Regions from separate parts of the Homo sapiens genome. Here region 2 is linked to region 1. Evidence: read pairs that join two places in POLR2A ChIA-PET (ENCODE). Cell type or tissue: GM12878. All regions are shown on one strand. Links, peaks and the distances in the headings refer to the core of each region. The heading gives the core; the rest is flanking DNA.

The links. Peaks named below come from ENCODE experiments on the same cell type or tissue, not always from the same donor. Only the 100,000 strongest peaks of a DNase experiment are listed, where the experiment ranks them.
Region 2: POLR2A ChIA-PET joins it to region 1 with 8 read pairs; 1 of 35 experiments calls an interaction of 5 or more read pairs at or near these places.

The regions. Positions count from the first base shown.
Region 1 is chr9:100,093,494-100,096,414 of GRCh38, reverse strand. The region is part of intron 1 of ERP44 (endoplasmic reticulum protein 44); the gene reads left to right. Among named protein-coding and RNA genes, the nearest start is that of ERP44, 4.0 kb to the left of the region's middle. In GM12878, for the core only: no CTCF peak of the experiment used is centred there; no DNase peak of the experiment used is centred there; H3K4me3 peaks cover 431 bases.
Region 2 is chr9:99,508,939-99,511,859 of GRCh38, reverse strand. No RefSeq gene overlaps it. Among named protein-coding and RNA genes, the nearest start is that of NAMA, 140 kb to the right of the region's middle. In GM12878, for the core only: no CTCF peak of the experiment used is centred there; a DNase peak (open chromatin) is centred at 1,819.

The sequences.
Region 1 (2,921 bases), core at 139-2,638:
TCTTTTATATATATATTTATTTGCGTCTATATAGATTTTTATTTACATATATTTAGATAGATAGATTTAATTAGCCCTTTTCTGCTTATCTTCCTATCTAAGGTGGGTTTATTCAGGGTTTTCCGCTGGGAAAATGATCAGTAAGGGGGATAGAAATCTTGCCTGTTTTTCCTGCACTGGTTGTGTACAAGTTTTGAAAAGGCGAGATAAGAGAAATAAGACTAAATTGGAAAGAAGTTGTCTCATGCACCCTAGGTAACCTCTTCTGTAGTTCAGATTTGTAGCACTGCAGTCCATTTGTTTTATTGAAGATGTGTTCTCATTAATCTCTTGATAAGTATGTTTATAGATCATAATTGTTACTAGTCGTAATTGTCCCGCATGTGAACACTTAAGGGTTTTGCCATTGTTGTTCTCGGTTTGTTCAATATGTATAGGTAGTCAAGAAAAGTTTGCTTAGTTTAGGTAGCTATGTAAATTTGAGAGCTAAGTAAACATTTATTTAATCGTTACAAGTACCTTAAAAATAAGCACAGTAGAATTCAGAGATGTCAGTTTTATCCTTTAATGTTAATAATATATGTAGATTCCAGTCTTCAGGAAGAGTACTTTTGGAGGCATGCAGTTTGATTAATACCTAGGTGAGGTTTTATTTATTTTGTTGATTTAACTTACCCTAGATCAATAGTTTACAAAGCCTGGCTGCTCATTAGAATCATCTGTGGCAGTTTTAATAAAATGATATCGGGGCCCAATACCAGGTCAGTTATATCTGTGAGCCCCAGAAATTAGTTTTAAAAAAAAATTTCCCAGGTGACATACTAAAGTATGTCCCTCTAAAAGGTAAGAATTAAACAAAACCACAATACCATTATCACATCTGGAAAAATTGACAGAAATTCCTTCATATCATCAAATATCTGGTCAGTGTTTGGGTTTTCCTGATTGTTTCCCTTTTTTTAAAAAAAAATAAACAGCATTGTTCAAAGCAAGGGCTATATAAAGTCCATCTATTCCAATTGGTTCATATGTCACTTATAAAACTTTTTAAATCCCTAGGTTCTCTCTCCATCTCATCATTTTCCTTATAATTTGTTTAGGAAACTGATCCTCTGTCCTGTAGCATTTGCCACATTCTGGATATTGCTGATTGCATCCTTGTGGGGTTTTATGTTTCTCTGTTCCTTGTGTTTCCTGTACATTTGTAATTCAATTTATGTGGTCCTAACCACCAGCTGCATATATATTGTTAGGTTCATTTGTTTCATTTATCTTTCAATTTTTAGTTTTTAAAAATTTACCTTTTATTTTATAATTATATAAAATCTCTTCCAAAACTAAATCTGTAAAGCTAACTATATTTGGATAAGTCTAATTTGTTTGTCTCTTTTACTGTCTTATCTCCCTCTTAATAAAATAGCACTTTTTTTTTTTTTTTTTCTTGAGGCAGAGTCTAGCTCTGTCACCCAGGCTAGAGTGCAGAGGAGTGATCACAGCTCACTGCAGCCTCAACCTCTGAGGCTGAAGCAATCCTTTCACCTCAGCCTCCTGAATAGCTGGGACTCTGGGACTACAGGTGTGTGCTACCACACCTGGCTAATTTTTTTTAATTTTTGTAGAGACAAGGGTCTCACTATATTACCCAGGCTGGTCTTGAACTCCTGGCTCAACTGATCTGCCTGCCTTCCAAAGTGTTAGGATTATAGGAATGAGCCACTGTGGCAGACCTAGGAAAATTTTTTTTTAATTTTTTTTTTGAGTTGGAGTCTCACTGTGTTGCCCAGGCTGCAGTGCAGTGGCACCATCTTGACTCATTGCAACCTCTGTCTCCTGGGTTCAAGTGATTCTCCTGCCTCAGCCTCCCCATTAGCTGGGATTACAGGCGCTTGCCACTGTGCCTGGCTAATTTTTATATTTTTAGTAGAGATGGGGTTTCACCATGTTGGCCAGGCTGGTCTCAAACTCCTGACCTGAGGTGATCTGCCCGCCTTGGCCTCCCAAAGTGCTGGGATTACAGGCATGAGCCACCACGCCCGGCCTGGAATACTTTTTTAAAAACTTTTTCAATTTTATGTCCCTTTCTTCCTTTTTTTTTTTTAAAGGTACAAGCTATTTGTATTTATTTTGGCATATATTTGTTTCTCCCTCCACTTGGATTAAATTGTAGCTTATTAGTCACACTTTTCCCCCACCTTTTTTTTAACTTAAAATTTTATTCTAGAGATGCGGATAGAAATTTTGCCTATTTCTTTTTAACTGCTTATGCTTCACTGGATAGATACCAGTTCACTGTTGTTACCATTCTTTTGCTGTTACAGATAGCTCTGCAAACAATAGCTTGTGCTTACGTAATTTTGATAGTGTATCTTTGAGATAGATTTCTGTACTTGCAGTTGCTAGGGCAAAAGGTAAATGTATATGTAGCTTTGTAGGTATTGCTGTATATTTGAAATTACTCTCCGTATAGGGGTTGTGCCATTTTATGACCTCACCAACAATGTAATAGTTTCCCTGTAGCCTTGATTAAAAAGGTATAATGTCAAATTATTGGGTATTTGTCAGTCTGATGGGTGAGAAATGGTATCTCAATGTATTTTAATTTGCCTGTCTTTAATATGAGTGTGATCAAGCTTCTTAGGTGTAAAAGTCATTTGCATTTCTTTTTGTGTGAACTGTCTTCCTGTCTAGCCTGGTTTTCTGTAGAATTGTTGGTCTTCTATTTCTAGACTATATAGACACAGACACACACAGTTCTTTTTTTTTCCCCCCCCACAGACAGGGTCTTGCTGTGTAGCCCAGGCTGGAGTGCAGTGGCCTGATCTTGGCTCACTGTAGCCTCAACCTCCCAGGTCACGTGATGCTCCCACCTTAGCCTCCCAAGTAGCTGGGACTACAGGCACAAGCCACCACACCCAGCTAAT
Region 2 (2,921 bases), core at 270-2,769, 580 kb after region 1:
GCAGCTAAAAGTTAGACTAGTGATGGATAATGTTTGAGCATAGAGAGCTGCTCAACACTGCATTTGGACTTGAATTTTTTTGTGTAAATAGGAAAGAAAAACCTTGGTTTGTATAATGTTTTACAATTTAGTGTGTGCTTTCAAATTCATCGTCATATTTATCCTATGAGGTAGGAACTGCTGTCTTCAGTTTGGAGATGAGGAAATGGAAGTTCAGAGACATTCCATGACTTGCCTAAGATCACAGAACTAGCAGGTGAGGGAATCCTCAAATCTAGAAGTTTTGTAACCCCTAAAATATTTCCATTTTGTTGTTTTGTTTTCATCTTATCCTGATTATTATGGAATAGTCACATTGATTCTGCCAATAAAAAAATAAAATCTATAGTATCTAAGATGGCTGTAAAATATCCTCGTTGTCTCCTTTTGGCTGCACATGACCTGTGTAGCCTCCCAGGCATTCCTTTGCAATCCAAGGCTTTTCTGGCAGCTTTTTATGAGCATCACCCCAATTCCTGTCCCCCTTAACAAATTCTTTTTTTTTTATCAATGGTTTATTTGCATTGAAAGAGGTTTTCATGCCAAGCAATATTTGGGGAACATTTCACAATTCCTGTCGCTAAAGTTCTGAGAGAAGATATTCCAAAAAAGACCCTTTCCTTATTGGATTATTTCAAAACAATGGGAAGAGAATAGTTTTTCAATGAGCATTTCAGTAATTCCTGCAAAGTATCATTTAGTTTTGATTGAGACTACAGCTGTGTCTACTTGGTGCCAAACACTTGAATGAAAAATGAAAATGACAAGCAATGAGATGTTAGGACTGGATAAAAGGCCAGTTCTGATGTCCCTTAGACACTGTGAGCCATTGCCCTTGGGTCACCCAAATACCCTCAGGCTCTCCTCTCAATCATAGCAGCCTATGAAGGAATGGACAGAGCCCTGGGCCTGAAGAATGACATTGGAGTGTCACTCTTAACTCTGGTACTTCCTGGTGTGTGATCTTGTCCAGCCTCAGCTTCGTCATCTGTGAAATGAACATGAGAATGCTCACACAACTTCCTTTAAAAAGTTTATAGGAACCAATTGAGCAAATTTTGAACTAGACCGGAGTCATGTTGTACTTATCTTTGCATCTGCAGATCCAAATACAGGCATGTAATAGGGACTGAATACGATTTTGTTGAATATTTTATAAATGGGTAGTACAGGCAATGCTCTAGCACCTATTATTTATATAACTCTATTCATGTTTCCAAGTCCCTCTGGTACGTAAGCAAAGTTGCCATTTCTAGAATATGAGGACACATAATCAGAAAAATAATATTTACTAAAAGCATAAAATGTGCTATGCTAATGTAAATAATGTTTTTTCAGTTAGTCCAAGCAGTGAATAATCCCAGCTTTTGTTCTACTTGGAGCACCTGTTTGTAATCCATGTCATAAATATTTTCATGACTATTGCTTAGTAGTCAATGAGTTCCTTTGTTGGCATAGAATTTAAGATATTTCCCTAATAAGGACACCCAGTGTTAAAGCAATGAATTTCTATACCTATGCAGTTCAGAGAGTTACCTAGGAGATGAAAAGCTAATCTGTCTGGAATTTCTGCCCTTGAGACCAAAGATACTATAAATTTGCTCTGGAAGAAAATAATCATGGTAAGCATCTTAATTTCTTCCATCTCGTTTCCAAGCAGATGTCGCCGTGTTTTAGCCTGGAATTCATCATCTCTCTGATACATCAACATTGACATATTACATCTTCATCTCTTATTATAGAAAATGGAAATGAAACCAGAATGTGAGCATGTTGAATGAATTGGACTCCCCAGAGATTTGGGGGAGAAGAAAACCTCCCACTCGCCTTTGACTTTTGGATTTCTTGTTTCCTTCATGTTTAGATTGCACTTTGAGAGGTCCATCTGGAAGTTCACTTTGTATATTTTGCAAATGCAAACAGAGCTTATTATCAAAAGACAAAGCTCCAGAGGAAGCAAAACATTTGGGGAGGTGGGAGAGAATCACGTAAAAAATCTAGTGACAGTATGAAGGTTAAACTCCAGAGATTAAACTCCATTTATTTCTGGGCTTGACTTTGCCAGTCTGCTAGTTTGGGTGAATGCTTAGATATGTTTAGCCGTTTGCTTTCTATCCATTAAGCTCTCCGTTTAGAGGATGAATTTGGATAGGTGTCAATACCTGCAAATGTCATCAATCCTGTAACACCTTTTTGGCGCTGAGTTATCATAGTAGCACTGCACAGCCTGCCTGTGACTCCAGTCCTCCCACAGCGGGCATCACTACACTTCTTTCCTTTTTCTGGCCTCAGGAAAACATTCTTAGGATTTCAGGATCCTATTATATGTTGAGTGAATTGCGTTCTTCTTGAATTCCTTATGAAGTCACTCTGGTCCTTTGAGATTAGAAGTTTAAACTTGGAAGGCCATACCTCATCGAGTTCTCTTCACTGTGACTCCGCAGCCATTTCTGTCACAGCCAGACTTAATCCCCTTCAGACATATCAAGTCAACCATCAGTCAAGGTGGTCTTTATTTCCTTCCACATGCTGCAGAGATTAAGGCTGCCTGATTTTCTCATATATTCCCTGGCACGCTGACCACAGACTCTGCTGCAGTCCAAGATGGATGGAAATAATGTTTACAACTTGGCCCAAACTTGTCGGCCATTTGTGGGAAAAATCCCTTTTATCTTAGAGTCACAAGGGCTAATGCCATCTTGGCCATAATAGGCTAATTGGAATGAACATTAACACCCCAGGACCTCTTTCTTAATTTATGGACCAGGGAATAGAAAAAGCCGTTTGCTTTAGTAGTTCTGGGGAAAACTGTCAGTGTTAGGCATTGAGGGGTAGGGGGCTGGGGGCATGAGAATGGCATTGAATTTAGAGTTGGAACCCAA